2 separate regions of the Mus musculus genome follow, and region 2 is linked to region 1. Evidence: chromatin loops called from intact Hi-C (ENCODE). Cell type or tissue: left cerebral cortex. All regions are shown on one strand. Each heading gives the region's core, and the rest is flanking DNA. Links, peaks and the distances in the headings are about the cores only. Region 1 has its middle 42 kb from the start of Gm52179. Region 2 holds the start of Mchr1 (melanin-concentrating hormone receptor 1).

Region 1 (16,175 bases), core at 4,193-12,192:
TCTGTCAATAATGTCTCCTGACTGTGCACACAAATCCTCGCATTAAACCTTTGGCAACGGATGCAATTTCTTCTCCACAAAAAAAGCTCACAGTCCGTTCCAAAGACACTTAAACCTGAAAGCATGACTTTCCCTTTTTGGCAATGCTGGCAACCAAGCCCAATGCTTCCCACATTCACGGAGGCCAGGCAAGCGCCTACCACTGAGTTTCACCGCCAACTCAAGGACCGTCACTGCTATAGCTCAGCATCACCTTTGGTCAGCATTCAGAGCTATTATGTCACAATATCCAATGAAACACAGGATACAGGTTCTGTTCCTGTGAAGCTTCGGCTATTCTTCTACAGACACAATAACAGAGGATGTATACAGACAGCCATTTTTAAGTCCATAAAAGAAAACCATCTTGTAATGCCGGTTATCTTCCGCAACAACCACAAGCTTCTTGGGGTGGGGACCGTATTTCCTCTTACAGCCTCTGTGTCTTTGTCGTGTCTCCGATATGGTAATCCATTGAGAGCTGTTTTAAACTGAGAACCGCAGGAATGTATGACTCTATGACTCTTCCTAACACACAGCTGCATCGGCCACTCAGCCAGTGGGCGCCCCTGCGGAAGGATGAGCGAGTGGACCAATCCTGACAACAATTTGGTCAAGATGATCCAGCTTTATGAGAGAGAGAGAGAGAGAGAGAGAGAGAGAGAGAGAGAGAGATTACCTTCACTAGTAGCATTGTCCCACCCACAAAAATGGGACAAAATGGTGGTAGGAGATAAATATGTTCTCAGGGCTTGAGCTGAGATAGTTTTTCCCTGACCTTGGACAGACATCAGTGCTCCTGGTTCTTGGGCTTTTAGATTCAGACTGGGACTCAATTCCCTCAGCACTTCTGGTTCTCCAACTAGGAGAAGAAGATCATATGATCTCTCTGCCTCCATTAACAAACCATGGGCGGTGTGACCAATGGAGGGAGAGGACCAGGGATTAGCAAGCAACTCTGCTAGGAAGAAAAAACAAATGCAGAGAGAGGAAGCCACGCATCAGCTCCCTGTGGCTGGAGACAGAGAAGGGCTGCTAAGGAAGCAGCAAGTGACCAGAGGACACAGGGAGCAGGCTCATCCTGGAGGCCAGTCCCCTGTAACCGTGACTAGTCACTTTATACCTAGGCCATAGATGACTCTAAAGTCACTAGGGCTTCTGACGAAGCCTAGGATTTGAGTTTTATCCAGCCCTCAAGTGAGACTGGTTTACAAACTGACCCACTAAAGATCTGTGGATCTCAACTGAAGGATTTTTACCCTTTAAGGGATACATTTGACATGTTTGTTGGCATTCTGGTTGTGAGGAGAAGGGACTGCTGGCTTACAATGTAGAAATTTCAGTTATTGCTAAACACACTAGAATGTACAGGACACTCTCCCTAAGACCAGTAATTATCTAACCCCAGGTGTTTGTAGGGCAGGGGCTGTGAAACCTGCCCCCGACAGTGGAGAGCCACTGATGGGTTTTAAATGGTTGTGTGAGGTTTACTTAGCGATCCCTAGAGTTCTTTCTGAGTGGCAGGAACTATCCTCAGCAGGAGGGGCTCAGAGTTGAAAATAACGTCTCAAGAAACTGCCAGTGGAGGAGATGCACTGAACAGACCCATCAGTAAACAGACTAAATAGCAAGTGAGAGTAAAGTTCGTAGGCCAGTAAAGCAGCCCATGGGGAATGCCTAGGCTAAGACAGAATGGCCTTTGAAGACACCACACAGCAGTAAGTAGGTAAGGTGGTATCGTACATGGGAAGGTCAGAGCAGTCCCAACTCATGAGCAAGGCAAAGTCAGGAACTCGCCTGAGTCCCATGAAGTTTGCCACTGTGGCCAAGGGTAAGTAAGTAAGCCAGAAAGGTGGGGTGCAGGGGAGGGGAAACTTAATAATAAAGCCAGGGGTCAGATTGTGGTCTTGAGGCCATGCCAGCGGATCTAAATTTTACCCTGATTATTGGAAGCACCTGGGGATGTGCAGGGCGAGGTAGGATCTGATTTATCTATAAACAGATTATTCTGCTCCAGCGTGTCAAGGATGCAGCGGGGAGAGAAACAAAGACAAAGAATCTCTTCTGTGGACTGGACAAGAACCGAGGACCAAGCTTGGTGGTAGAGGGAGGGCTCGGAAGTGACAGGAACGGCACGATACCCTAGATGAGTGGCTGATAGTGGGATGAGGGAGAAGAGTCTGAGCCAAAGGGCAGTGAAGAGACCCAGACTAGGAGATTTTTTCCAGTAGGAATAAAGACCACTCATGACAGACAGGTCTGGTTTGAGATATTGACCACGGAGCCAAGGTCAGACCTTGGTTGCCACTTCTGAAAAAGTGACATCATAGTCTATGTCATGAGATTAAAAGGTTCAGGAAGATGGACTGGTGAGATGTGACGAGGGTAAAGGCACTTGCTGCCAAGCCTGATGACCTGAGTTCAGTCCCCAGGTTGTCCCCTGACATCCACACATACATGCACATACACACACACACATATAAATGTAATAACACACAAATGTGTATACACACATATACACATTAAAAGGAAGATGGGCTTCAGTTCGCCAGATGATGGTGTATCACAAACCATCTAATCGTACTTGACAATGTGTCTCCCAGTTTGGAATTCAGTAGAGGGCAAACAAATACCTAACAGCCTTTTCCTGTTCTCCTTCACTCTTTCTAATTCATTATAATACATGATGCTCCACATCTGGTGCTCAAATTCTACATAGGGCTTGTCTTAGTCAGGGTTTCTATTCCTGCACAAACATCATGACCAAGAAGCAAGCTGGGGAGGAAAGGGTTTATTCAGCTTACACTTCCATACTGCTGTCCATCACCAAGGAAATCAGGACTGGAACTCAAGCAGGTCAAGAAGCAGGAGCTGATGCAGGATGTGTGTGATGCAGGATGCATGGAGGTATGTGGGATGTTCCTTACTGGCTTGCTTCCCCTGGATTGCTCAGCTTGCTTTCTTATAGAACCCAAAGGGTGGCAACACCCACAAGTGGCCCTCGCCACTTGATCACTAATTAAGAAAATGCCTTACAGCTGGATCTCATGATGACATTTCCTCAAGGGAGGCTCCTTTCTCTGTGATAACTCTAGCTTGTGTCAAGTTGACACAAAACCAGCTAGTACAGGGGTCTTAGTATATAATCCAGCAATTCTCTGGCAGATCTCCAAACAGCAGCTGAGGGTGTCTAATTCAGCTCTGACATTGTCCCACAGGATGCAGCTCAGTGTCACAAGATCCCCCCACAGATGCCAGTGTGAGATGTGACATGTACTTCTGTCTAGCTTACAGCTAGACTTCCCTTCTTTAGGTCTGAACAGTTTGTGTAAGTGGCTTATGGAACTCAGAAAAAAAAAATGCTCGTCACTAGTGCCCGGTTAGTTTTTCCATCGTTGTAACCAACACCCCAGACAATCAACTCACAAAGAGAAAACATTTATATTGTATGGCTGCAGAAATTCTGGTCCATGATCCAGAGTGATGCATTGCATCAGGATACAGAATGGAGCAAAGCCCCTAAGCCCATAGCCAGGTCCTCACAACCCCCTTTCATGGGCACACACTTAAAGAGCAGGCCCCATCTTGTAAAGGTTTTACCATCTCCCAACAGATCGAAGTTGGGGTCTTTAGAGGACACACTTAAACGTGTACCAATTTGTTAGAGGAGCTATCACCATGGATACAGATAAAGATCCAGAGGGAAAAAGCCAGAGATGCAGAGGGCAAAGCACGTGGGAAGGGGCACAGCACTTCCCACATCTCAGGGTACGCTAGCTGCCCTGCCAGGCACCCCGTGTGCTGGGCTGCCTAGTGGCTCTGCAAACCTTGCCCTTCATCACATAACCGTGGTTGATTGCACAACTGACCTTCTGGGAGGTCAATTCAGTCTCTCTCTTGCTCTGAAAGTCACAAGCCTCGGTCATACCTGGTCTTTCTAGTGAGCAGCCCTTCCTTATCTTGACACTGATTGGGTTGTGAGGCTCCAGTTGCACAAAACATACTTAGCGTTTTGGAAACAATTCAATTAAAAATACATATTTTAAAATATTTATGTGTATCGGTGTGTATCTCTCTGTGCCTGCGTCATGCCGGGTGGGTTGTCTGAGGAGGCAGGAAGAGGGTGTCAGGTCCCCTGAAGCTGGAGTACAGGGGTTGTGAGCCACCTGATTTGTGTGCAAGGAACTTAACTCTGGTGCTCTGCAAAGGCAGTGCATGCTGCTATCTGCTAAGCCATCGCTCTAGTCCAACTCATTCCTCTTGAACATTAACACTTTTTTAATGTTAAAGACAGTGGTGGCATAGGCCTTTCATGCAGAAGCGGGCAGATCTCTATAAGCCTGGCTTAGAGTGAGTTCCAGGCCAGCCAGGACTGTACAGAGAAACCCTGTCTGGAAAAAAATCAAACCAAACTACAACAAAAGATTTTTCAAGGGTGTGTGTATGCTAGTTCAGAGGACAGCTTTAAAGAATCAGCCTTCTCCTTCCACCATGGGAGGCCTAGGGATTGAACTTAGGACGCTGGGCTTGGCATTGGGTAGTTGCTTTTCTCCACCATGTATGTTCCAGGGGCTGGAAACAAGTGGTCAGTCTCAGATGTAAGTGCCTTTACTGAGCCAGGTCATTGACACTTCTGGGCCAGGAAATGGGGTGATGACCAGATACATTCATGTAATCGTATACGATGTAATTATAAATTCCAACGTTGCCGCAAGGTAAAGGTCTGTGAGACATTGACATCAATTTTTTTTTTTTTTTTTTTTTTTTTTTTGAGACAGGGTTTCTCTATAGCCCTGGCTGTCCTGGAACTCACTTTGTAGACCAGGCTGGCCTCGAACTCAGAAATCTGCCTGCCTCTGCCTCCCGAGTGCTGGAATTAAAGGCGTGTGCCACCATGCCCGGCAACATCAAATATTCTTTTATGATGTCCAAGTGATGGCCAATCGGTCAGTTTCTCCTGTTCACTTTTAAAAATTATGTTTATGTGTTTGTGTAAGTTCCTATGGATATAGATATGAGCATGCCATGTGTGTAAGTTTCTATGGGTGTAGGTTTGAGCAGCCACAGCACCCGTGTGGAGGTCAGAAGACACCTCATGGGAGTCATTTATCTCCTGCTAGGAGGGTTCAAGGACAGAACTCATCAGGCTTGGTGGTGACAAGGGCCTCTACCCACTGAGCCACCTTGCTGGCCTGGATGTGTCAGTGTCTTGTAGTGACTCTGGCCATCGTCACAATGATGCTTTTGAGTCAGGCTCATCTTGCCTCAGATTTCCTACTGTTTCATGTTTTCTACTAGAAATCTATTTGAAAGGCCTCGTGACCTTTTCCCTTTTTATTTTAGTTTTGTTGAAAGAGGATTTTGTTATGTAGCCTGGAACTGAGTACATCGACCAGGCTGATCTTGTTTACAGTGATCCTCCTGCCTCTGCTCCCCAAGCCCTAGGAGTACCAGCATGCACCACCATTGACATCAGCCAGTTTCCCTTGACTTAGCATCGGCTTGCTACGTCTACCTTCATCTCCTCCTTTCGTCTTGTCTTCCCCAACATGTGAGTGCTGCTTTGATTTCTAATGCTGCTTTTGAGATTTGTTGGAACCACACAGCAAGTCAAGGTTGTGCCTGTTTTCCTCCACATAGTAGTGTGTGGCTCCACATAGTGTGGCTCCACATGGTGTGGCTCGTCCTTGCTGCCACACAGACTTGTGGTTTGCTCTCTTTCGTGGCTGCCTAGTGCTCCATTCTACAGATTAATGTGACAACTGCTGGTTATTCAATTATCAGATGATTATCTGGGTATAGGTGAGGTACAAGGGACTAAACAAGCCACCCAAAAAGAAAAAAAAAAAAAAACAACAATTTTACATAGATTATAGAGCTGCCTCCCACCAAACTCATTCATCCTGAACAGAGCTGAGCCTGAGATCTTAGCGGTACATACGCACCCAGATAGGTCTTGCAGAGTCCTTGCACTTTAGCCCAGGAGAATTCTTTCCTGTTTTGCTTTGTAGAAATATCTAAAGTTTTCTCTGGCAGCCTGATTCTCAGCAAATCACTGGAAGCCAAAGATGCTCTCAGATGCAGACACACGGACGGCAAGAAATATGTTAATAATTAACACCTAGGAAAATCATAACCCGTGTTTGCAAAAAAGGCAGATGCAGAAATGCAAGTCCAGACCATACTGCCCTGGGCAAGCCTGATCCCTTCCCAGTCTGGAGTGAGTCTCTTAAGGGACAAAGCAGCCAATTGTGGGTGACTGAGACAACTGTGGGTGGCTGCCTGTGGCAGCCAGCAGAGTCATGTGAGGACTATGTGCTAAAGCAACAACTTGCCAGGCTGTGGTGGTGCACACCTCTAATCCCAGCACTTGGGAGGTAAAAGCAAGCAGATCTCTGAGTTCAAGGCCAGCCTGGTTTACAGAGTGAGTTCCAAAACAGCTAGGGATACATAGAGAAACTTGACTTGAAAGGAAAAAAAAAAAAAAAAAGCAACAACTGAATTATATACACCTTATTATATTTACTGTGGCCAGGGATCATCCACATTTTGAGAATGATTTAATAAAATGGTTAAAAACAAAACAAAGTGGCAAGTTAGGACATCTTAGAGCAAGGCAGGGGGCTGGGAGATCTGTGGCTAGTCTTCCAATCAATGTGTGTTCCTGAGCATGGTGACAGGTCACCCATGGTGACTCAGAGCAGGCAAGCGCACAGTCCTGCAAAGGAACAACACGGAGGCTCTGGGAAACCCACAGCTAGCGTCACACTCGACAGTGCACGCTTTTGCCCGTAGTCAAGAACAAGACCAAACTGTGTGGTTTCATCACCTGTTTCCTGTTGTGCGTTGCCCTGGTGCTGTTTGTACTTTGATGCTAATTCTGCTTCCTCAAGAGGGACTGGCTCAAGGAGTGGATCACGCCCTCTGGTGATTTCAGGCAAACCTTCTGCCCATTTTATAAAGCAAATCAAGGCGAGAGCCTGTGATTGGGCAGTGGATGGGAAAGGTGGGGCTGGAGGTTTTAGAGAGGGAGAGAGAGAAAGGAGGAAGGGAAGATGAGGAGAGAGAGAAGAGAGAGGAGAGAGAGGAGGATAGAGGAAGAGAGGTGGAAGGAAGATGGAGCAGAACCACGTGGCCTACAGGAACGGAAAGTAGCAAAGGATTTCCCACCTGGGGCGTGAAGTAGTGTAGTGTTCAACTGTTGAAACGCCACCTATTCTCCACAAGGCTTTGCTTGACGCAGTTGCTTTTCTGCCTGCTTCAGCTTCTACATGGAGGGTGCCAGCAGTACATCATTCAAGTTAGACATTTTTATTAGCAGCCATAAAGGCCACAAAGAGGTGGACACTATGGGTGAGAGACAGGCTTTCACGTGTCAGTTTCAATTTCTGTTGCCATTGGGAGGTCCTGAGCCTACCTTCTGCTCAGGAAAGATTGTCAATCATAGATGGCAACTCAAAAAGTTTAGGCACACGCTTGGGGAAAGGAATAAAGAAGAGAATAGCATTTGAAGGAGGCACCACCTACTCTGTCCTTTGCTTCTGCTAGATACAAAGGATGCGAGCTCTCCTGTTCCAAGTTTAATCTACCGATCCTCTTTAGGCTGTTCATTAAATGTGAAAGTCCTTCTTTTCATGGAAGCAGATTTCACCGGGCACCTCTGGAGGCCACGAGCTATAATGAAGCCAGCACCCAACGTTAACTACAATGCCCTCTGGTGGCTTGAAGTATTTTCCTTAGTTACAACAGTAAAATTAAACAAAACAAAAGCTCAGAAAACAACCATAACCACCATAAAAGTCCCAGCACTCGGGCAGTTTTCCCTCTTAAAAGGAAGCTCTTCTATAAAGTCGGAAATCATAATTGTAAAACTCCTTAGTATGTATAACCTTCGTGACCACACATCTTTCTACACAGGCTCATTACCAAACACATGGATCAGAGATGAGTAGGTGAGAAAGAGGGGTTGAGACAGCTCAGTTAGAACGTTTGCCTGGCACACCCGAAGCCCTCTGTTCCCCAGCACCATGTAAACAAGGCGTAGGCGTGGTCATGGTCGACCCAACAGTAACTCCAGTACTTCAGAGGGTGAGGGAGGCGGAGCCAAAGTTCAAGGTTATTCTTGACTTTCTGTTGCCATGACAAAACACCATGACCAAGGCAACTTGGAAAAGAAGGGCTTTCGTTAGCCTTAATTCAGCCCTGGGGAGGGGATGGGGAGGGAATTGGAGTTCACCATGGCAGAGCAAAGGCACAGAGGGAGGGACAGATAAGAGCTCACATCTTGATCCAAGAGCAGGAGACAGGGAACATACTGAAAATGCGGAGACTTTTGAAACCTTGAAGCCTGGCCCCAGGGACTCCCTCCCTCCAACAAGGGCACACCTAATCCTTCCCAAACAGTTCCACCAACTGGAGACCAAGAATTCACGCCTGTGAGCCTATGGGAGACAGTCTCGGTCAGATCACCACAGTGAGTTTGAGGCTAGCCTGGGGCACCTGTGGAGAAGTTGGTGGTGGTGGGGCAGTATAATGAAGAATCCCAACAGGAAGAAATTGCAATCTAACAAAGTCACGTGACATGGGTAGTTGTGCAGACCGGTGGAAGCAAAGCTCAAAAGGCAGAAGTGTGGGAAGTACAGGGGCTTTGGGCTCTGCAGGATTCAGTAAAGACACACATAAGGTCCTGGGACACCAACGTAAGCAGGTGGTGCCTAATGAACGGTAGCTACTGTTATGACCTAGTTTAGTAGACAGACAGTCTCCAGTCTCAGCTACTCCCACTGGGTGAGAACTTTCAGCTACTGATCGTTGTAGCATTTATACCCTCTGCAGGATCGTTGGGGAGAGCAAAGCCACATAGTACACACAGCCCAGCCCTCAGTCCTGCACCTTTCTACCCATTCCTCTTACAGTGGGATTTCTCCTGCAGATCCGCAAGCAGACATGAAGAGAGGATGTCCACACTGCTCAGTGAGGGACACTGAATGCAAATGAGTCATCAGGGAAGTGGGAGGTGCAGGCCCAGGGCACCCCAGGCACGGGCTTCTGTCTTCTCTGCATTGTATGCTGCAGGCCAGTCCAGTTGACCTGGTGAGACCCTGTCTTAAAAACTACAAACCTCTGCCTGGCAGTGTGGCACATGCCTTTAATCCCAGCACTTGGGAGGTGGGGGCAGGTAGATTTCTGAGGCCAGCCTGGTCTATAGAGCAAGTTCCAGGATAGCTGGGGCTACACAGAGAGACCCTGTCTTGAAAAACAAAAATCAAAACTAAACAAAGCAAACCATAACAAAAACACAAAACCCCTACAACCCCCCTCACACCAGAATGGCCAGCCCGGCCAAGGACGATGGTTACAGGAAACCTAAGCTGGTTTTGCGGGTTGATCTTATATAGGGAAAACGAAACAGTCCATGTTACACTTAATTTAAAATTTTAATTACTTGATGAGCTCAAGGACATCATCATCTTATTAGACTCAATTCTAAGTGTAAACAAGCCGGTTAAGAAACATGGGGTTGCGGACTGGCTCTTCCCTCGGTGCAGGAAGTGGTCCAGAGCTCTTTCCTCTCCTCTATTCAACCTCCTCTCAATGCTCAGGCCTAGGCTGGAAGGCTTCTGGGTTTGGTTCAGATTCATGTAGAGAAAATTTCTAACTGACAAACACTCTCCACTTCCTCCGTCAGACAAGCCTCCACCTAACCGCTCGCAGCTCGGTGTGTTCCCAGGGCAAACTTCACCTTCTCACCTCAAAGTCCATGACAGAGTTAGCTCCTGCCTCTCAAGCTAACAGTGATGTAGTGGCTGGGGAGGAGGCTGGGGAATTAAGAGACCTGACTGCTGTTCCAGAGGACCTGGGTTCAATTCCCAGCATCTACTCAGTACCTCACGACCTTCTAGAACTCCATCCAGTTCTAGTGATTTGATGCCCTCTTCTGGCCTCAGTGTGCACAGGGTATATAGACAAACACACAACCCAAGCACCTATACACACACATAATAATAATAATAATAATAATAATAATAATAATAAAATTAAGGCAGGTGGTGGTGGCACAGGCCTTTAGTTCCAGCACTCAAGAGGCAGAGGCAAGCAGATTTCTGAGTCTGAGGCCAACTTGATCTACAGAGGAGGTTCTAAGACAGCCAAGGCTATACAGAGAAAACCTGACTTGAAAAACCAGAAAAAAATCCTCTCTCTCACTCTCTCTCTCTGTCTCTCTGTCTGTGTGTGTGTGAGTGAGTGTGTGCACGAACAAACATGCACACATGGGCACACACATGTATTCTTGCATGTGCACATGCCACATGTGTGCAGTGTCCATATACACAAAAGCCAAAAGAGAGCACTGGACCCCCGGAGCTGGAGTTATGTGTGGCTATGGGCTGCCCAGTGTAGGTGCTGGGAGCTGAACTCAGGGCCTCTGGAAGAGCAGCAAATTCTCTTAGCCACTGAGCCATCGCTCCAACCCCACAAAATGACTTGAACGTTTACAAAACATTTTTTCATCAAACTTCTCTGCGGAAGCAGTCTAAGCTGTAGTCGTCTGTCTGACTCCCACACTGAATAATGAATTAGAAGGGCAGAGCCTGAATATTATTCATCTCTCCAGTCCCAGAAACTGGCAAGGCACTTGCATATGGCAAATAATTTAAAAAAAACTGGTTTTTTAAATACACGAGCAGAGCATTAGTCTCAAAACCAGAACCGACAATGTGATAAAGCCCTCCATATGGCACCCACAGGGACTACTCACTGGCTGGCCATCCACTCTACGAACGGGCTCCAGACTCTAAAACAAACAAGGATGAGATACACCCGGAGCAGCCAGCATCTGGCACAGGGTAGCTGCCTATAAAGCAAAAATCTAATGAGTGTTTAAAGGTTGAATAAAAGCAAACTGAAGCCATGCGATGCTGTGTGCATGTAATCCCTGCCCCTGGAAGGCAGAGGCAGGGGGATCAAGTATCTTAAGTCAGTCTAAGCTATATGGAGACTCTGTCTCAAAAAGTATGAACTAATTAAAGAAAGCTGAAAGCTGAAAACACCACAGTACAGTAAAAATGTAAACTCTGTGTATGTGTGTGCACATGTGTGTGTGTATGTGTGTACATGCAGGTGAGCGTGGAGGCCAAGAAGTCAAGAAGTGCTAGGTGTCTTTCTCAGTCTCTCTCCCCCTTATTTTCTGAGAAAACAGGCATATGCCACTGTACCTTGGTTGTCATAGGACTTCTGGGGACCTGGACTTCTGGCTCTCTTACCCAATGAGCCATCTCCTTAACTACAATGGAAAGGCCCTTTAATTAAGATAGATTCAAATGGAAAGCAATCCGCTTCATCTTCAGCCAGAAGCAGTCCACACCACGGGTGTGTGAGATGGCTCTGACCACCTGAGTTCAGTCCCAGGTCCCACACAGTGGAAGGAGTGAAGGACATATTGCTCTCTGGCCTCCACAACATGCACACTGCCTACCCAAGGAGGCCAGAAGAGGGCCTGGGACTAGAGTTACAGACAGTTGTGAGCCAGCATGTGGGTACTGAGAGTCAAATGGGTCCTCTAGAAGAGTAACCAGTGCTCTAAATCGCTGAGCCATCTCTTCAGCCCCATACACCGTATTTTACTAATATTCACCACAAGCTCCCTCTCACCTCCACCTATCTACTCTGCCCCAACTTCATTTCTTTTAGTTTAAGGCCAACCTGGTCTACATAGCAAGACCCTGACTCAAAGACAACAGTAACAAACAAAAAGCCCCAGAAGAAAACAAACAAAAGAAGACAGAAACCTAAAAAAATACCAACCATAGCTTCTCAGCTAGGGGTCGGGGCTGATGAATCCCTCCCCATACCATGTTAGCATGTTGGACTGGATCCGTCTTCTGTGAGTGCAGTGATCTTGCTACCTCCAAAACCAGTTTCCCTCTGGTCCTCTCCAACTTTCTAACCTTTCTATCCCTTCTTCCCTGCTAGTCTCTGAGCTTCAGTGTATATATGTGTATAGTGCGAGTATATGTGTGTGTGCATGCATGTGTGTGTGTGTGTGTGTGTGTGTGTGTGTGTGTGTGTGATATAGACATTCCATTTGTGTCTGAGCACTCCAGTCACTTATTCTTGCACTTTGACCAGGACAAGGTCTAAGAACTGCACTGGCCTGTGGATTCAGAGGTGAGACTGTGCAGGGAGATTTGATATGATGACCACTGTTTTGTTTTTGTGGGTCAGGCGCTCCATTACTGAGCTGTACTCCCAGCCCTTTAGAAAAGGTTTCTTTTAAATTACGTATATGTGCGTGTCTCTGCGTGTGAGCATGTGCACGCATGCTCAAGTGTCCAAAGATGGGCTGGAGTCACAGGCAGTTATATAAGCTGTCAGTCGTGGGTTCAAGGAACCAGGTTTAGATGCTTTCTCTGCAAGAGCAGTGCACGTTCTTAACCTCCGCCATCTTTCCGGTCCATCTGGGCAGCTCGTAGTGTTTTGTTGTTGTCTTAAAGAACGTCTGGAGGATGCAGAGTGACTGTGCAGGGAGTTTTGAAGTCAGTCCTCATCTGAACCCTCTCACTCACAAGGTGCATGACCCTAGGTACGGCCATCTTTGTCCGTGCTCTCCTCATCTGTTCATGGGAAGGAACTGTGCATGGACGCTTAGGCATTCTTACAGGGTGTGCTGGCGAGTTTTACCTCAACTTGACACAATCTAAAGTCATCAGAGAGGAGGAAACCTCAATTAAAAAAAAAAAAAGCCGGGGGTGGTGGTGCAGGCCTTTAATCCCAGCACTCAGGAGGCAGAGGCAGGCGGATTTCTGAGTTGGAGGCCAGCCTCATCTACAGAGTGAGTTCCAGGACAGCCAGGGCTACACAGAGAAACCCTGTCTCCAAAACAAAAACAAAAACAAAAACAAAACAACAATAACAACAAAAACAAAAAACAACAAAAAAGTTTCCATTAGCCAGGCAGTGGTGGCTGAGGCCTTTAGTCCTAGCACTCCAGAAGGCAGGTGGACCTGTGAGTTCGAGGCCAGCCTGGTCTATAGAGTGAGTTGCAGGACAGCCAGGGCTACACAAAGAAACCTTGTCTCAAAAAACAAAACAAAACCAAACAAAGCCTCCATCTAGCCTGGTCTACAGAGTGAGTTGCAGGATATACAGAGACTATACAGAGAAATCCTGTCTCAAAAAAAAAGCCAGGACTACACAAAGAAACCCTGTTTTGAATTGCACCTCCAAATAAGTAAATAAAGAAAGCCTCTATAATAATATCTAGGATATTTTCTTAACTAGTGATTGATGGTAGGAGGGGGAGCAGCCCATTTCAGGTGTGGCTATCCCTGTGCTGGCTCTGGGTTCTACAAGAAAGCAGGGTGAGCAAGCCATGGGGAGCAAGCCAGTAAGCAGCACTCTTCCATGGCCTGGGGATCAGCTCCTGCCTCCAGGTTCCTGCCCTGTGTGAGTTCCTGTCCTGACTTCCTTTGATGATGAACAAGAATATAGATGTCTAAAATGAATAAACTCTTTCCTTCCCAAGTTGTTTTTTTAGACTCAGTGTTTCATCACAGCAATAGAAACCTCAAGACATATAAGGCTTAATTATGATTGGCCTTCAATGCACAGAAGTTCCACGACCCATTCATGTGTGCTGACTAATTCTAAACAGCACTTGTGGGTTCTATGGTTCAGCAATCTGTACACCACCTTTCCCTTTTCATAGTCAGAGTGCTGTGCCGCGCTCAGCACTGGTCGGTCGTCTCTTCTTCTGACTCTCACGTCTTCTAGGTTCCTTATCACTCTTCATCGTGTGGGTGCACATGTGTGCATTTGTGGAGACCAGAGGAGGAGGACATCAAGTGTCTCTTCCTCTTGCTCAATGCCTTATTCCCTCAAGACAGGGTCTCTCACTGAACCTAGAGTTAGCAGGGTTTGTTTGGGTTTTTTTTTCCCCAGCGTTAGGCTGATAGCCAGAAAGACCTAGTAATCCTCCTGCCTCAGCACCAGGGTTACAGGTAGGCACAGCCAGAATTAGTTGGGTTTTTTTTTTTTTTGTTTTTTTTTTGAGACAGGGTTTCTCTGTGTAGCCCTGGCTGTCCTGGAACTCACTCTGTAGACCAGACTGGCTTCAAACTCAGATATATCCACCTCCCTCTGCCTCCTGAGTGCTGGGATTAAAGGCATGCGTCACCACCACCAGGAATTTCTAAAGATCTGAATTCAGTTCTTCATTCTCACACAGGAAACACTCACACTTACAAAGCCATCCCATCTCCCTAGCCCTCCCCAAGACAGGCAGGGTCTCATGCAGGCCACGTTCTCCTCAGACTTGTGTAGCCGTGAATGACCATCAACACCTGATCCTCCTACCACTAACTTCTAAAGTGCTGGGATTGCAGGTGCTTGTCCTATGCCTGGTTGTAACTCTATTTTTTCAATGCGCGCGCACGCGCGCACGTGTGTGTGTGTGTGTGTGTGTGTGTGCGCGGCGTGTGTGCGTGCGTGCGTGCGTGTGTGTGTGTGTGTGCGTGTGTGTGTGTGTGCGGGTGTGTGTGTGCGTGTGTGTGTGTGTGTGTGTGTGTGTGTGCATGGGGAAGAGGCATGTGTGTGGAGGTCAAGGGACAAGTCTGGATTTGGTGTTCTTCTGCCTTTTCATGGGCCTTGGGATCAAACTCAGATCACTCCACTTATGTGGCAATAACCTTTACCCTCTGACCCATCCTCACCAGTTATCACCTTTACCCCCTGACCCATCCTCACCAGTTATAACCTTTACCCTCTGACCCTTCCTCACCAGTTATAACCTTTACCCCCTGACCCATCCTCACCAGTTATAACCTTTACCCTCTGACCCATCCTCACCAGTTATAACCTTTACCCTCTGACCCATCCTCACCAGTTATAACCTTTACCCTCTGACCCATCCTCACCAGTTATAACCTTTACCCTCTGACCCATCCTCACCAGTTATAACCTTTACCCTCTGACCCATCCTCACCAGTTATAACCTTTACCCTCTGACCCATCCTCACCAGTTATAACCTTTACCCTCTGACCCATCCTCACCAGTTATAACCTTTACCCTCTGACCCATCCTCACCAGTTATAACCTTTACCCTCTGACCCATCCTCACCAGTTATAACCTTTACCCCCTGACCCATCCTCACCAGTTATAACCTTTACCCTCTGACCCACACCTCACCAGTTATAACCTTTACCCTCTGACCCATCCTCACCAGTTATAACCTTTACCCTCTGACCCATCCTCACCAGTTATAACCTTTACCCTCTGACCCATCCTCACCAGTTATAACCTTTACCCTCTGACCCATCCTCACCAGTTATAACCTTTACCCTCTGACCCATCCTCACCAGTTATAACCTTTACCCTCTGACCCATCCTCACCAGTTATAACCTTTACCCTCTGACCCATCCTCACCAGTTATAACCTTTTCCCTCTGACCCATCCTCACCAGTTATAACCTTTACCCTCTGACCCATCCTCACCAGTTATAACCTTTACCTCCTGACCCATCCTCACCAGTTATAACCTTTACCCTCTGACCCATCCTCACCAGTTATAACCTTTACCCCCTGACCCATCCTCACCAGTTATAACCTTTACCCCCTGACCCTTCCTCACCAGTTATAACCTTTTCCCTCTGACCCATCCTCACCAGTTATAACCTTTACCCTCTGACCCACACCTCACCAGGTGCCACTCACTCTGTAACTGTAGTGTCATTTTCTTCTCTTTTCCTACCTACACCCTAGAAAGCCTTCTTTCCTGTTCAGTTAGACCCACTGAGCAGCTCCTGTAGGAAGAAGTACCTGCACCCCACAGACATTAGCATTAATACAAAGCCTTTTTCGTTAGATAGCAGCACTAAGCCCGTAGCACGTCAACCCGCCCACATTTATCGCATGCGTAAATACCTTACAAGGGAGCTTTCTATCGATCTGGTTATTCCGGTAACACTCAACTGCCAGGTAATCAATGTGCGGCCAGCAGGAGCTTGCTTAGCCCTGTGGCATTTGGCTCCATAAAGCCACCAACTCTAGCTTTTCTAAAGAGCCCAGGTGAGTCACTAGCTCAGCCAGTGACTCTTGCTATTGAACATAGCCTTGTTACTGAGTAACTGATAATTT
Region 2 (16,175 bases), core at 5,430-13,429, 67 kb before region 1:
ACTGGGAGCTCTTAAATCATCTTGAAAATGAGTTGGGACAACATACTTAAAATCGATGTAACCCTCCAATCCCTGGAGACTCACAAAGCACTGTGTCTTTTTGGTGATGGGAGATGGAAGCTGTATTGTCATGCACTTTGGAGAGAAATGTCGCATGTTCATAATGCCAGCTCCTAGAAGCCTTCCTTATTGAGATGTCAGGCCTTGGTATTTTCATGGCACCTCTGTCATATTTAGGGTACTTTTCATTTCTATTCTCTGGCCTCCAGCAGCATGATGTCATTCGTAGAAAGTAGAATAGTGTGGTATCTTGGGAAACAATGAGGTATTAGAAGTCTGAGGCGTGAAGAGCTGTCAAAAGAGCTAAGAGCAAGTCATGATGAGAAGGGGCAGGTGATCTGATGACCCTGAGGGGTGAGAGCAGTTTCTGATCTTTTTGACTTCCTAGAATAGAGGAAAAGGCATTTGCCAGCTCAGGGACTGCATATCGGGTGTCAGGGATGGAATTTATTTTCTCTATCAATGGGACCACATCAGAAATAGCAGCTGCAACTGGAGTCACCGCATAATTAGGTTTATGGAAATCCACTGCCATTCTCCAAGACCCAGATGCCATCTTCGCTAGCCAGGGTGACGAATAATCTAGGAATTTAGTCAAATTATCGCACACAGTCTTTCAAAGCCACAGTGGTGAGTATTTTTCTTTTGAGGAGTGGATTACTGGCTTTTTTTTTTTTTTAAGGGATTTGTTTTTATTTTATGGGTATGGGTGTTTTGCCTGCATGTGTGTCTATACACCGTATGTGGGTAGTGCCCAAAGAGGCCAGGAAAGGTTGCTCAATTCCCTAGAACTGGAGTTACAGACTGCTATGTGGGTGCTGGGAATTGAACCGGGGGCCTCTGGAAGATCAATCAGTACATTTAACCACTGACCCATTTCTTCAGTCCCCCTACCTCTTTTGAGACCAGTCTCATGCTACCGTGGCTGATCTTGAAGTCACTGTTAATGATCTTGCATTTCTGATTCTCCTGCCTCAACCTCCATAGTGCTGGGGTGAGAGATGTATACCATCAATGGCTCATTTATGCAGTGCTGGGGATTGAACTCAGGACTTTGTGCGTGCAAGGCAAGCACTCTGCCAACTGAGTTACAGCCTCAGCTCCTTGTGGGTTTTGTTGTTTTTCTTGTTATTGCTGGAGACAGGGTTTTACTTTGTATCCCAAACTGGCCCAGAACTCACTATGTAGCCCAGACTGGCTTTGGATCCTCCTGCCTTAGCCTCCTCCCTTTGATGCTAGGATTATAAGCATGAGATACCGCAGCAGCTTCATGACATTATCAGTCTTTTCAGTTCTGTGGAGGAAGCTGGATCTCTTTTGCTTACCAATCAGGAGTTTCCATTTGACATTTCTTATCATCAGATCTCTTATTCTGCCAAACTGAGAGCCAATGTAGTAATTGTGCCAGTGGCTGGGACATCTATTCCAGGCACGTAACTGGAGGCTTTGAAATAATGTTGCAGGGTGGGGGTGTCACATGCTTTTAATCCCAGCACTTGGGAAGCAGAGGTAGATGGATCTCTGTGAGTCTGAGGCCAGCCTGGTCTACAGAGTGAGTTTCAGGACAGCCAAGGCTGTACAAAGAAACCTTGTCTTGAAAAACCAAAGAAAGGAAGAAAAGAAGGAAGGAAGGAAGGAAGGAAGGATAGAAAGACTGAGAGAAAGGTAGGTTGGTTTGGAGAGCCACAGGAACTGATGTAAAGCCATTCCAGTCAGGTCCATTGATTAGGTGATCCATTTAGACACTGTTCTGACAGTAGATCCTAGTAGCGTTCTGGTCAACATAAATTCCTATTGATCGAGAGTCAATGCCTACAGTACTAAGTGCCTGTGACATATAGTCAGCCTGGCAGGTGGTCATAGACCTCCAGTAGAGGAACTGAGTCCAAATCACAGTTCATACCTGTGTCATTGTAGCATCTTTGTGTGTGTGCAAGCAATGTGCTAGACACCAAACCAGTCCTTGATGCATGCCAGGCGAGTGTCCCACTAAGCTACAGTCCCAATCCCATTGTCCTCTCCTGGGCATGCCCGGGCTCCATTTCTTCCAGGGCTCTGGAGTCGTGACCGATTCATGCTTGGAAACTGGGAGACAGATTGTCCTAACAACCCTCACAGAGAAGGTCAGCCTCCCAAGGACCAGACCTGAAGGGTTTTATGTCTTTATCTTTTTTTCAGTGCTAGAGACGGAATCCAGGATTTTGTGCACACTGGGCAATTGCTGTAACACTAAACTGCACCCCTAGCCCTTGACGTTTTGCATGTTTGCGAATCAAGCACAAACAAGCATAGCCGGCAGGATGCTGCTCATCTAGTTTGTTCCGGGGACCCTGAGATGAACTGGACACATCATTCTCTGCAGCTAAGACTGACCCAGGAATAATAACCCACTTATCTCCCTCCCCAAAGGGTGCTGAACTTGGTTCCTACCACACTAGAATCTACACTCCTTATTAAATGAGAGAAGCCACTCCAACTCCCACCAGCATCTCCCACTCAGGGGTGATCACGGGTGCTAGTACTTCCTTCTCTCACAAGGGACTTCTCAAGACCTTAGTTTCCCAGGAGGTCAACTTTGAATGTGAGAGGGAGCCATGTCTATGTTGGGAGTTAATTTTATTTCGAAGGCAACTGGATGCCGCTAAGCTGTTTTCCACAGTAGAGTAGAAAGGTGGGGTTTACAGTTTTCACAGGACTGTCGCTGCTGTTTGATCGAGAAGATATTGGAAGGAGCCAGGTAGGAGTGAGGGAGGATAAATGATTCTCAGATGCAGTGATTCAAATGAGCCTTAGAAGCATTCGGACAGCATCTGGGTCATGGGAAATACAGTGGTGGACTCCCATAAGCAGGATACACAGAACACTTAGGGTGCTTGAGGCAGGCCAGATAAGTAGATATACAAGGATCTCAGGAAAAAAGTATTGCTATAAATAGGCCTTTTGTTTTTGTTGTTGTTTGCTTGTTTGTTTTTTGTTTTTAAAGATAGGATCTTACCATGTAGATTTGGCTAACCTGGAACTTGCTCTATTATAGACCATGTTGGCCTCAGACACAGTTACAGAGATCTACCTGACTCTCTCTCGCTCCTGGTGCTGGGATTAAAGGTATATATCATCATAACTAGCCGGACTCCCCCCTCCCCCCTCCCCCCACCCTGCATTGGTTTTGCCTACATGTATGTCTGTGTGAGGGCGTTGGGTCCCTTGGAACTGCAGTTCTAGACAGCAGTGAGCTGCCGTGTGGGTGCTGGGAAGTGATCTCTGGTCCTCTGGAAGAGCAGTCAGTGTTCCCAAGTGCTGAGCCATCTATCTCTCCAGCCGCCAGACTCCAACTTTTTAATGATTTTACTGGGGCTGAAGAACAGACAGGCTAAGAGCCAGAATGACTGGGGGAGGTCAAAGTTCTGTTCTTTGGAGACTGGAGGAGAGAGGTAGCTTTATGTGGACATTTGGAAGATGCCAATTATAAAGTTCAAACTCCAAGTACCTTGTCTGAGGAAGCAAGTGGTTTAGACTCTCTGGCCTGCAGCAGAGGACACTCAGATCTAGGGACATCTGTCAGCAAGATCCTTCATGCTGCCCCTTAACATGACACACTGCAAAGCCAGGAACACCCTGTTACCTTTCCACATCTACCCAAACCCTGAAAAGCCATCATCAGACCTTTGTGCCAACGAACAAAGCAGGACACAGGCTGCCAGCCCTAGTTGTACCAAACAATAGCAGGAGCTTTCTACTTGATTGACAGCATTCTTGTCAAGCCTGCAATCACTGTCTCTGGCCCTTTCCCCATCACTTCCCTTCCTCTGTTCCCACAGATACTATATACTCAACTCAAGCTGGTGGCAGCCCCACTTCTTCATCTGTTACACAAGGATAGAAGCATTTGGTTGCTTCAAGGATTAATAATAAAACTTGCAGGTCTCTTCCTGTGTCTGTGCACTAATTTTCTTACTTTTTGTTTATTTTTTGAGACGGCAGGGGCGGGGGGAGTAGTGAGATCAGCTTATTGTTCCTTTAGGTCTCTTTCCTGATGGGGTCTGGACAGTGCTTTCTGGGTTCTGCTAGCTGGCCTGCTTGGGCCTATGCATGGGAACGGTGTCCAGCTGTTGCCAGCCCCAGACATTGCTGCAGCATCCTTCATGGATCCCACTTAGTGGTACCCAAACCTAGGTAAACAGGCCATTTGTTAGTCTCTCTGCTTCTGCACTTGTTCCGTCTGTTTCCTCCAGACAACCTGAATTATCCAATCAATAAGCATCATCTCGCCTGCTGCAGGCCTTCCAGGTGGCACCTCCAGCCACAACAAAGTTGGGGGTAGGGAGCAAAGGAGATAATTCCTTCATGTCTTTGGAAGAAGGAGGAAATTTCTGCCAAATGTCTCGCACTCCACCATTCCCTTTACTGCCATTGGTAGTAGTGAGTCATATACACTCTCAGATTCCCAGAAGGGAAAAGAGACAAAGGGAGGGACATGAGGGTATTTTACTGGGAAGTGTAATCCTAGGAATCAGGAATGATAAAAGAGCAAGCAGAACGGCTGGAGACGCGACATAAGGATTTCCTGTTGACATCATATCGAGTGGCCATGGACTGCTGAGAAGCTGTAAGAAGCGCCTCCGTTGAACAAGGAGAAAGCAACTATCTGTGACCTTCATCCTACATTGAGCAGAGATGCATCCCAAGAAGGACTAGCCGGCCCTGCTTTCTAGGTGGGCTGTGGTTGGACGTTTTGGAGTTCCCCTGCTCTAAGTTGTAGCAGAAATGGAGAACACCCTGGACAGAGGGGGAAGGACACACTGCAGGTCTGAGATATGCACCACAGCTCCAGCAGGCCCTCCCTGCTCTGTGCTGAACTGTCATGTGTACTCGGCAGGGATCGAGAAGAGTGGTTGCTGCAGAAATGGTGGGCATATGAGCTAGGAGTATCTGGGAGGATCTAAAGAGATGCATGTGGGTATTCGGTAGACATGGGCCAACCCTAAAACAGTCTCTGTCAGACGCTTCTGGAATCCTTGCCACATTCTCTACCTCTAGTTTTGACTTCAGCTGTAATGGACATTTGTGCGTGTGTGTGTGTGTGTGTGTGTGTGTGTGTGTGTGTGTGTGTGTGATGCTGAGGATTGAACCCAGAGGCTTATGCACACCAGGGCCTTGTGCTATACCACTTAACTAAACCCTCTGAGCAATTCAGAAATGGATTTCCCACAGTAACAAACAGAGCAATTGCCCCGCTGACTTTCTTAGTCTGATTCCTCACTCCTGTTCCCTTACTGTTCCTTTTTTTTTTTTTTTTTTTTTTTGGTTTTTCGAGACAGGGTTTCTCTGTGTAGCCCTGGCTGTCCTGGAACTCACTTTGTAGACCAGGCTGGCCTCAAACTCAGAAATCTGCCTCCCTCTGCCTCCCAAGTGCTGGGATTAAAGGCGTGTGCCACCACTGCCCGGCTCCCTTACTGTTCCTTAGAGTCACACCAAGAATGCATTTCCACGAATAAGTCTGAGTCTAAGACTCTGTTTTCAGAGGAAACCAAACTGAAAAGATGAATTCTGGGAGTCATAGCCTTGAAAATGACTCTTCAGGGTAAGATGCTGGGAGACGTCCATAATCGTGCCGCTGCTAGGAGTGAACAAGATACGACGACCAACCCTGTCCTGGAAGTGACATCACAGTGACAGTCCTGCCTGTGGTCAGCTGAGATGAATACAAGTAGAAAAGGAGATACCAACACCGTGCAACCTCTCTGGAAGAACAATAAAGGAGCCGTGAGTCATGGGATGGCTGACCTGCTTCGGAAGCCTAGGAGGAAGAAGATGGAATAGTCAAACTCCCAGATATCAATTCGGGACACATGGTGAAAGCCAGAAGACCACCAGAACAGCAGTTCAAGGCGTCTGTGAGCTTCTGCAGAGATAGAGCAGTTTGCTGAAAATAAGACCCAGGATCTAATTGAAAGGGTAGCTGAGGTGCAAAAAAGATGGAGTAGGTACAGCCTTCGAGGCTCTTAATGATAGGAGTGGAACCTTCATGTCCAGGAGATAACATCTGGATGAATTTGAAAACAGATTTCTTTACCCCCTTGAATACTCCAGAGTAGTAGATGTAACTAACCCCCTGCCACTTTTTGAAAGGAAGGAGAAACGTCCTGCCCTTGTTTGGAAAATCACGATAGGATTCAATTGATAACATACCTTTCAAGAGGACGTTTATCATTTTCAGATATGGTCCCTTATATGGACATTCTCTTATTATGGACTGGAAAAAATATAAGTAATGGGAACGTGCATAAGGAATGAATTTATAGGGTGCTAGAGCGTGGCACAAATGTCAAACTGAAAGGAGAGGTTGTCTTGGCAGGGACACTCCTGCTTCATGGGCGAGAACACCCTGGGAGAGGGGGTGGGATGGATACCTGGAGCTAATGCTGAAATCGGGCTGGGGAGGCTCCTGGAAGTAGCCTATAGGAAGAAGACAAAGGTGCTCCAGCTACCGTGGCAGAGACTGCTTGTCCTCGAGTGGCTGTTAGATTGTATACAGAAATTTACCACTACTTTTTTTTTTAACATTGCAGTAAAATTCACATAATACAAAACTGTCCATTTTAACTCTTTGCATGTGATACTGAAGTCTAAACCCGGGGCCTTGTACATGCCAGGCAAGAATATTCTACCACTGAGATACATTCCTGCCCCCTTAACGAGTTGTGTCAAATTCAGCAGTATTCAGAACATGCATTAAGGGGCTGGAGGGATGGCTCAGGGGTTAGGAGCACTGAGTGATCTTCCAGAGGTCCTGAGTTCAATACCCAGTAACCACATGGTAGCTCACAACCATCTGTAATGGGATCCGGTGCCCTCTTGTGGTGTGTCTGGAGATAGAGGCAGTGTACACATTTATATAATAAATCTTTTTTTTAAGCATGTATTAATCAGTGCTGCTCAACCATCAATGCTGTCTATTTCTAGCTCTCTACCTCTGCACACAGAAACTCAGTACACTTTCAACAACAACTCCCCGCTGATCCTTCCCCACTGACCTCGGCTACTTGACAGAGGGTTTTTGTTATCTTGTTTCCTTTTTTTGAGACAGAATTTCTCTGTGTAGCCTTAGCTTTCCTGGAACTCACTCTGTAGAGCAGACTGGCCTTGAACTCAGAGATCCGACTGTTTCTGCCTTCTGAGTGCTGGGATTAAAGACCAGTGCCATCACCGGCTCACTGTCTGGCCTGGCAGTTTTGAGAAAGGAGTCATAAGACTCAGAGAAACTGCAATGCTTGAGGGGAAGTTGACCATGTGAGGCTAAAGAACACACTGGTTAGTCCCCTAGAGAAACCCAGAGAGCATCTGTCTTGGTTTTCTATTGCTCTAAAGACACTACAAACAGCGCTACTTATAAAAGAAAGTGTTTCAGAGGGTTAGAGTCTATAATGGTGGAGCAAAGATGGGGTATCAGGAGCCGATAAATGCTTACATCCTGCAAGCAGGAGCCCAGAGAGCTAACTGGGAACGGAGGGATGGGTTTTTGAAACCCCAAAAGCATCCCTACCTAGTAATATACTTCTCAATTCTTCCCAAACAAGGCTCACTAACTGGGGACCCAATATTCACATGTATGAGCCTGTGCGGGACATTTTCATTCAAACCACCACAGTATTCCCTCCACTAATACCACAAAGGACACCTGGGTCTGGGGGCATCATGGAGTTGGGGGCATCAGAGTCCACCAGAAATACACTAACCATCCCACTGTGCCTATGGTCAAACTACCATCTGGTTCTCTCTCTCTCTCTCTCTCTCTCTCTCTCTCTCTCTCTCTCTCTCTCTGTGGGGGGGGGGGAAGCCCTGAAATTCTCATCCTCCTGCCTCCACCTCCTAAGTGCTGGGATTACTGGCATGCATGTCCAGTTTATGAGTATAGGGGATGAAACCCTGAGTTTCGTGCCTGTGAGACAAATACTCTACCAACTGAGCTCCATCCCCAGCCCCCATACAGCCTTATTTTAAGTTCTTCATGCTGGTGGATCAAGAGGCCTAGAAGAAGAGGTATACTAGGGACAATCAACAACTCGGCCTGAAAAACCAGGCATGTTCATATCCAACATCAGTAAGGAAGAGTATGGCTGGAACTCGGGGTAGCTATAAGGATGTCTCTCTGTGCTTCTGTGCTCGTTGATAAGGGTTAACAGGCAACCATGTTAGCCAAGGACTTAGGCTCTGCATCTGGCCCTGGTGGTGTAGCATTTGATTGTGAATCTCCCGGAGCTGTCAGCAGGAGTCTGCAGAGAGTTCTCTAATGCCTGTGCCCTCTGAGGCTACTGTCCATTCTAATCTCTGAGTGGACTTATTTATTCTCTTATGCTCTGATAATTGTTTCACAGAATCCCAGACAAAACCTCAGAACACTAGAAAATAAAACCCTCTGTGGCTGGCCTCCACTGATCTGTGCAGAGGGAAGTTTGTTCTGTCTGCACACCAGCCCCTGACTATTGGCACCACAGAAAGCCTGGAACCTCCTTTGCACAACTAGCAATTGTCATCTAGCCAAGGAGATGTTTGGAAGTTACCAGGACACAGGAAAGGTTTAGGGTGACCTCCAGAGTGCTTGGGAACCAAGGATGTGTCAGTCCAGGCTTGAGTCCCCAGCATTGAGAACAGTACCCCTGGCTTTTGCCACGTGGTCCAGCTTCTTTAAAGCAAGCATTGCTCCCCCACCCACCCCCTTTGCTTTTGCAAAGACCTGGATGGCCATGCAAGATAAGCGGTAGCCCCTGTGAGCTCAGAATTCAGCCCTGGGAGACAGCGCAAAGGCAGGCTCCTCCGCATGGGATGGCTTGAGCCTAGCTGCTGGCTCTGCAGGCAGTCAGGAGTAGGAGCCGCAGCCGGGACCGAAGAGGTTAACATGCATCTGCCTCCGAATGTTAATGTGTCTAGGTGATGTCAGTGGGAGCTGGGAAGGAGGGAGTGGGGCGAGCAGTTGGGCTCAGAGGCAGCAGAGGCTGCCAGGCGGTAGAGGAAGACCCTTTTCTGGACTGCGGGGCTCAAGCTCCGGACAAGGCGGTGGAGGGCGCTGGAGGCTGCCGCAGCCTGCGTGGGTGGACGGGCGCTCCACTCCAGGGAGCAGGCGACCTGCACCGGCTGCATGGATCTGCAAGCCTCGTTGCTGTCCACTGGCCCCAATGCCAGCAACATCTCCGATGGCCAGGATAATTTCACATTGGCGGGTGAGTCGAGTTGGAGTCCTCCCTCCTCCGGGATGGGTGTGGAAAATGGGAAGGTTTCACCTCCCAAGCCAAACTGCCTGGGAAACTTTATCTTACAGTTCTTGGTGATAAGATCTGCAGTCGGCTTTGCCTGAAGAGGAAGAGGAGAGGAGGGGACACCAGCTAGGACAGAAGGGGCAGGGAGGAATAGAGATGGGGCAGAGGCACATTTAGAAACAACAAGGGTTGGTGACAAGACGTGAGGCAGGCTTGAGGGGAAAGCTTGCTGATGAGTCCCAAATATGCTTTGCAGGGGGGGGGGGGGGGGAATCAAGGCTGGAGAAGCAAGCAAGCAAGACAGCAAGACAGCGGGCGGGTAGTATGTGGGAGCCAGCAGAAGCGCTTTGATTCACCGCTATCCTGGGCTCAATCCTCTGGCCTCGCACTGGGGAAATGGGGTCTGAGTGGTCCTTGCTGTCTTCTGGCAAAGGCTGCTGGGAGCAAAAGACTTCACAGGGCGTGAGAGGATTAACTTTTCTGGTGAATTAAGCTTCTTGACATTTGCAGAACGTCAATGCCTTAAAATTCTAGCTCTGAAGGAGAAGGGAATGAAGGGGAAAGAGGGAAGGTTGGTGTGGAGAAATTCCCAAGCTTCTGGGGTGTAACACAGCTCCAGTCCCTACCCTATTGGGAAAGCCCAGACTCAGGAGACATGGTCCAAGGAAATCCCTGACAGAAAACCGGGAGAGGGCAGGGCTGTGGAGCCTGAAACACACCCCACACCCATGGTGACAGTCACTTCTCACATATGCCTAGGAACCTATCTGAAACCTTTGGCCATCTCTCTCTGAAAAGATGAGGCTGCAAATACACACACACACACACACACACACACACACACACACACACACACACACACACACACACACACAAATGTCCTTCAAGCCTTTTTGACAAGGTTTTCTGGTGGATCCCGGGGATATGAAGTTGTTCTCAGCAGATATCTGGGAGTCTTGACTCCTGGCCCTCTGAGTAAATGGATGAAGCGAAGAAGAATGGGGTCCTCTGAGTAACAGGTGGATCTAGAAAATCCTATAGGAGTCACCAGGGCACGGTGGAGGAGGGTAAGGTACAGAACTAACAATAGCCCGAGAAGGGGAAACAGCAGGAGATGATTCCAGAGACGTAGTGACCCCAAGCTGCAAGGGAAAGCATGAGGGGCCAGCAGGAAGGCCGACATGGCAGGTTGTCAGCTTCTAGATCGGAAGGCGGGTCACACTTGCTCTTTCTATCCTCAGGGCCACCTCCTCGCACAAGGAGTGTCTCCTACATCAACATCATCATGCCTTCAGTGTTTGGTACCATCTGTCTCCTGGGCATTGTGGGAAACTCCACAGTCATTTTTGCCGTGGTGAAGAAATCCAAGCTGCACTGGTGCAGCAACGTCCCTGACATCTTCATCATCAACCTCTCTGTGGTGGATCTGCTTTTCCTGCTGGGCATGCCTTTCATGATCCACCAGCTCATGGGTAATGGTGTCTGGCACTTTGGGGAAACCATGTGCACCCTCATCACAGCCATGGACGCCAACAGTCAGTTCACCAGCACCTACATCCTGACTGCTATGGCCATTGACCGCTACTTGGCCACCGTCCATCCCATCTCCTCCACCAAGTTCCGGAAGCCCTCCATGGCCACCCTGGTGATCTGCCTCCTGTGGGCTCTCTCGTTCATTAGCATCACTCCTGTGTGGCTCTATGCCAGGCTTATCCCCTTCCCAGGGGGTGCTGTGGGCTGTGGCATCCGCCTACCAAACCCAGATACTGATCTTTACTGGTTCACTCTGTATCAGTTTTTCCTGGCCTTCGCCCTTCCGTTTGTGGTCATCACTGCTGCGTACGTGAAAATACTACAGCGCATGACGTCTTCGGTGGCCCCAGCCTCTCAACGCAGCATCCGGCTTCGGACAAAGAGGGTGACCCGCACAGCCATTGCCATCTGTCTGGTCTTCTTTGTGTGCTGGGCGCCCTACTACGTGCTGCAGCTGACCCAGTTGTCCATCAGCCGCCCGACCCTCACATTCGTCTACCTGTACAATGCGGCTATCAGCTTGGGCTATGCCAACAGCTGCCTCAATCCCTTTGTGTACATAGTACTCTGTGAGACCTTTCGAAAACGCTTGGTGCTGTCGGTGAAGCCCGCGGCCCAGGGGCAGCTTCGCACGGTCAGCAATGCTCAGACAGCTGACGAGGAGAGGACAGAAAGCAAAGGCACCTGACAATCCCCCCCGGTCACCTCCAAGTCAGGTCACCGCATCAAACCGTGGGGAGAGATACTGAGATAAACCCGGGGCTACCCTGGGAGGATGCAGAAGCTGGAGGCTGGGGGCTTGTAGCAAACCACATTCCACGGGGCCCACAAATTGCTAGGGAGGCTTGCAGCCAGGTTTGGGGGGGAAGCCTCAGACTGCAGGGATCCCCTTGACAGAATAGAAGCGGAGCAAGAAGGAAAGGGTGGTTTGACTGGTTCTCGGGGTCTGTATCTGTTGGCTCGCATATATCTTTCTCTCAAGGGAAGAAGGTGGAGGTGCCTAGCTGGGTTCCTTTAAAACTAGGCAGGGCTAGGATCTGAGCAGCTAGGGCTCTACTGTGAGACTGGGCAAGCCGAGCGTTCCCTCCCATCTCTCATTGGTGTTGATAGAAGGCAGTCTTTCTCCCAAGCTGGTGGATCTCCTGAAGCACGCTGCCTGGGCTCCAGCATCCTGTGCGGATTTCACGTTCTCTTTAGGGGATGCATGTTGACACTGGGGTGTGGGCTCTGAGCCCACAGGAGTTTAAAAAACCAAAAGAGCTCAGAGTGTCGAGAGAGATCCAATCACCGAGAATGACAAGGCAACCTGGGGTGGATGTGGATCTTGAAACTAATAAAAAGGGGTTTTCACAGTGACAGCGACATTCTCTTCATAGGGCACAGCTGTCAGTCTATGGCTGATCCAGAGCGAGCATCCATGAATTCTGCATGTGCAGGGGTCACTCTAATACCTGATATGTTGGCATCATCTTTGTGCTTGAGCCTTCCACTCCCAAATGGGAATGAAATAAAGGCAAATTCCCACCCACGTCATTCTGGAGGCTCCTGCGTAATTGCTTGTGCTGTGTGTGTGTGTGCTATATAAGGAAAGAGGGGTCACTTGAGTATTATATTTGGATCTTGTTTGGGGCTGCATTTTTAGGGTGCCTGAGGTTAAGGGATTTGGTTTTCTGGACCCACAGGGAGAAGGTTAGTGGTATTCATGGAGCTACTGTGAATTCATCCCATCGCGGGGCTGTGGCTGGACTTGTTCTGGAGACTCTGCATCCTGGCTTGGACTCCTGTTCTCATCAGTGCTGGTCCCTCAGGCCCCCCAAGTTCTATCTAGTGTGACTCCCCCAGACCCGACCCTCCCTGCCTCATGCTGAATCACCAGCTGCAGGGCTGGCTCTTGGGGGGGGGGGTTGGGGGAGTCTGAGCTAGTCTCTGCTTGATGCAGCTGAGATCTGCTGGGCACCTTAAAAGCAGATGACCACTCGGGCCGCTGGGAGGCAGTCGTGGCTGCTGCTTATTAGTTCTGTCATCAAGAGGGTGCAGGAAGCTGGAGTCGGCAGGATGCTGCCTAGCAGATGTTGAGGAGAGCTGAAACAAATTGTCCAGAGGCATCCTGGAGGGTGGCTTCCTCGGCTCTTGCTGGTCACTTCTCATTGCAGAGTTGCAGTAGTAGCTACTTGGAATACTTCTAGGCGGCCTCCTTGGGTGCTGGGGAGTCAGCCTCCTCATTAGTATTAAAATTTCTTGATAGGAGGTTAGCTCTCCTTCCTTCTCTAGCTGCCACAGATAAGCTTCCAGTCTAGATGAGGTGCAAACCCAGTGGAAGAAAAAAAGGGTCCTCGGGGGAAAGCGGATATGGTGGTGTGTGTGTGTGTGTGTGTGTGTGTGTGTGTGTGTGTAACCCCAGCACCAGGGAGGCTGAAGCAGGAAGACTGAGATTGAGAGAGAGAGAGAGAGAGAGAGAGAGAGAGCGAGCAAGCACAAGGCCTGGGGCCTGGAACCCACACAGGTAAAGAGGGGAGGAGAGAGCTGACTCCACAGAGCTCTCCTCGACACGCCACACCCACGCACCCCTCTCGATGATGATAATAATAAAGTTTAGAGAATAAAGGCGTTCGACTGTGAAAAGGGGGTGGAAAGAAAACTAAGAGCAGGAGGACAGGGAGGAGCCCTGGGAGGAGCATGGAAAAATGCTGTCCTTGGTGCAAGATTCGGTCATCATACCCACGAACTCACTGCAGCTGTGACAATGGCATAAGATCAAGTTCACGAGATTCGGCAATATTCCAACAGGCAGTATTAATCAGACTCAGCGGGTTATTAACAACACAAAAGGAATGGACCTGAAGAAGGGGGGGCATGCTACTTGGGGCGCCTGGGGGGGTGAGAGGGGGATTGGGGGTGCATATGATCAAGGTGCATTGCTTACATGTATGACATTGTCAAAGAATGAAAAGTATTCTAAAAAAAAAAAAAAAAAAAGGAGTACCAGGCCACCCTGGGTTACAAGAACCCTTCTAAGGAGAAAGAGTCTTACCGGAACCTTAAGGAAAACTAAGAAGGAGCAGCTACTACCACTAGTGTAGAAGGAGGCTTTCCTTTATCCAGCCTGTCTATGAAGAGGTTTCCCACGATTTCCACACCCACAGCACTCCTCTGAAACTGGGAACCAGATGAGATGGCCTCTCCTAGGAATACGTGTGACCAAGCCAATAGCTAACAATGGTAGCGACCTCAGAGATGCCAAGGAAGGGTCTTCCTTTCTCTGTTAATTGCCTAGGGAAGAGACTGAAATGGAAACAAAGTATGCGGAACTGTGAGAGTGAGTGGGTGGAGATGTAAACAGGAGCCGGTAGAAGAGGGGGAGGGATCAGAGATGGGGACCGCACAGAGTAGGGCACCTGGAAGGCTGAGAGGGATGGGAAACTCTCTCACTGGGAGTCAGTAGCCTGGGCAACTCCTGAGATGTGATCAGGTACGGTACGAGGTGGTACGAGTGAACACAGGCAGCCAGGTGTGGTGGCAATCACATAGAATCCCAGTGTTCAGGAGGCTGAGGCAGGGGATCACGAGTTTGAAGTCAGCCTGGGTTACAATAATAAGACTTTGTATGAAAAGAAGGACAAGGTGAAATGGAAGAGAGGAAGAGGAGGAAGAAGAGGAGAAGGAGGAGGAGGAATAGAAGGAGGAAGAGGAATAGGAGGAGGAGGAGGAGGAAGAGGAGGAGGAAGAGGAGGAGGAAGAGGAGGAAAAAGCTTGTGCTGTGAAGTCAGGATTAGGCCACAGGACAGCTTGCTGATATTGTCAGTAGGAATGGAGAATTCTGAGGAAGGCTGTCTCTGCAGGCTCATGGAATGCATAAGTGCAACTTTACTACCTTCTTTCAACTGAGGACCTGGCAAGCCACAGTTGGGGTCAGCACGGAAAGATGCAGACAGCTGGAGAAGCATGAAGACTGCACAGCTGATCTCCTTGTTTCCTTTCCCCCCTCACACCCCGCAGCTAGTCTGTCTCAGGGACCTCACCAAGTAATCTTCCAGAATCTAGGGAGCTTTCTACATTGCTTCTGTAACTCTCCCCAGGAAACATCTCTCCATTGTGAGAACGGCCCTCCTAAAATTCTCTGTGGTAGAGAAAGACCACAGCCAAGCTTAAGACCTCACAGTAGCTTACGGGTACAAAAGATGGGGAAAGCCCTCTGCACAGGGACCTTCAGCGGCAAGAGCTCCACACAACAGGGCTACCAATTATCTTCTGCTTCATGCATCATCTGTTATTCATTTTATTATTTTATATATGTGTGTGAGTCCATGTGTGTATGTGTGTCGAAGTCTGAGGACAACATTCGGTAGTTGGCTCTCTCTTTGTACCGTGGGTTCTGGGACTCAAACTTCAGTTATCAGGTTTATGTGGCAAGCTCCTTTACCCGATGGGCCAACTTTCCTGCCCCTTTCATTTTTGTCTTTGGTTTTGTTTTTATAAATTGTAGTAAAATCTACACTTTGCTACTTTAACCTTTTGTTGTTGATGTTTGTTTTGTTGTTGTTGTTGTTGTTTTGCTTGTTGGGTTTTTTTGGTGCATTTGTTTGTTTGCTTTCTGGTTTTTCTCGACAAGGTTTCTCTGTATAGTCCAGGCTGTCCTGGAACTCACTCTGTAGACCAGGCTAGCCTCCAACTCAGAGATCTACCTGCCTTCTACCTCCCTAATACTGGGATTAAAGACATGTGCCATTACCACCCCGCTTACTTTGACCATTGTAAGTGTATAGATGCATCCACATTACTATGCAGCTGCCACCATCCAGGTTCAGATTATTCATCATCGAAACTAAAGCTGCAATAAATACTAACTCACGGGCAGGTAGGATGGCTCAGACAGTAAAGTGCTTGCCATGCAAGCAAGAAGACCTGAGCTTGAGCTTCAAATCCAGGTAGAAAAGCTGGGTGCAGTGGTGTGTACCTGTAATTCTAATGCTAGGGAGGCAGAGACAGGAGGGCCCCTGGAGCTCACTCCCTGCGCAGCTAATTTTGCCTAATCAGTGAGCTCCAGGCCGGTGAGAGAGTCTGTCTCCAAAAACATGGTGGAACTGTCGAGATGGCTTACTAGATAAAGGTGCTTTCTACACACATACACACACGCACACACACACACACACACACACACAAATAATGTGTAAATGTAAAAGCATAATGATAAAGATGCAGAAACACGAATGTCTCCTAAGGAGCAGCACTAAGTTTTTCCCTTGGCTTTTATTTGCACCCAAATACACACATGCACTCACACAAAATGAATACAAACGCAACACTCTCCCCTGCCTCCAGCTCTTGGCG

What was found. Peaks named below come from ENCODE experiments on the same cell type or tissue, not always from the same donor. Only the 100,000 strongest peaks of a DNase experiment are listed, where the experiment ranks them.
Region 2: it touches region 1 in a loop (4-fold over the local background); 14 of 42 quality-filtered maps call a loop at or near these places.

The regions. Positions count from the first base shown.
Region 1 is chr15:81,294,519-81,310,693 of GRCm38, forward strand. No RefSeq gene overlaps it. Among named protein-coding and RNA genes, the nearest start is that of Gm52179, 42 kb to the left of the region's middle. In left cerebral cortex, for the core only: a CTCF peak has its summit at 7,760 (motif pointing left); DNase peaks (open chromatin) are centred at 6,316, 7,751 and 10,696.
Region 2 is chr15:81,226,578-81,242,752 of GRCm38, forward strand. Mchr1 (melanin-concentrating hormone receptor 1) reads left to right here and starts at 8,922. Exons shown (of 2, transcript NM_145132.2): 1 at 8,922-9,278; 2 at 10,556-12,387. The coding sequence starts at 9,197. The coding sequence ends at 11,535. Gm31608 (a long non-coding RNA gene) reads left to right here. Exons shown (of 3, transcript XR_003951508.1): 3 at 3,095-3,122. It overlaps 8430426J06Rik (RIKEN cDNA 8430426J06 gene), which reads right to left. Exons shown (of 2, transcript NR_077230.1): 2 at 16,077-16,175. In left cerebral cortex, for the core only: CTCF peaks have their summits at 6,917 (motif pointing left), 9,125 and 12,835; DNase peaks (open chromatin) are centred at 9,020, 9,660, 9,925, 10,628 and 3 more places; H3K4me3 peaks cover 3,791 bases; H3K27ac peaks cover 3,845 bases.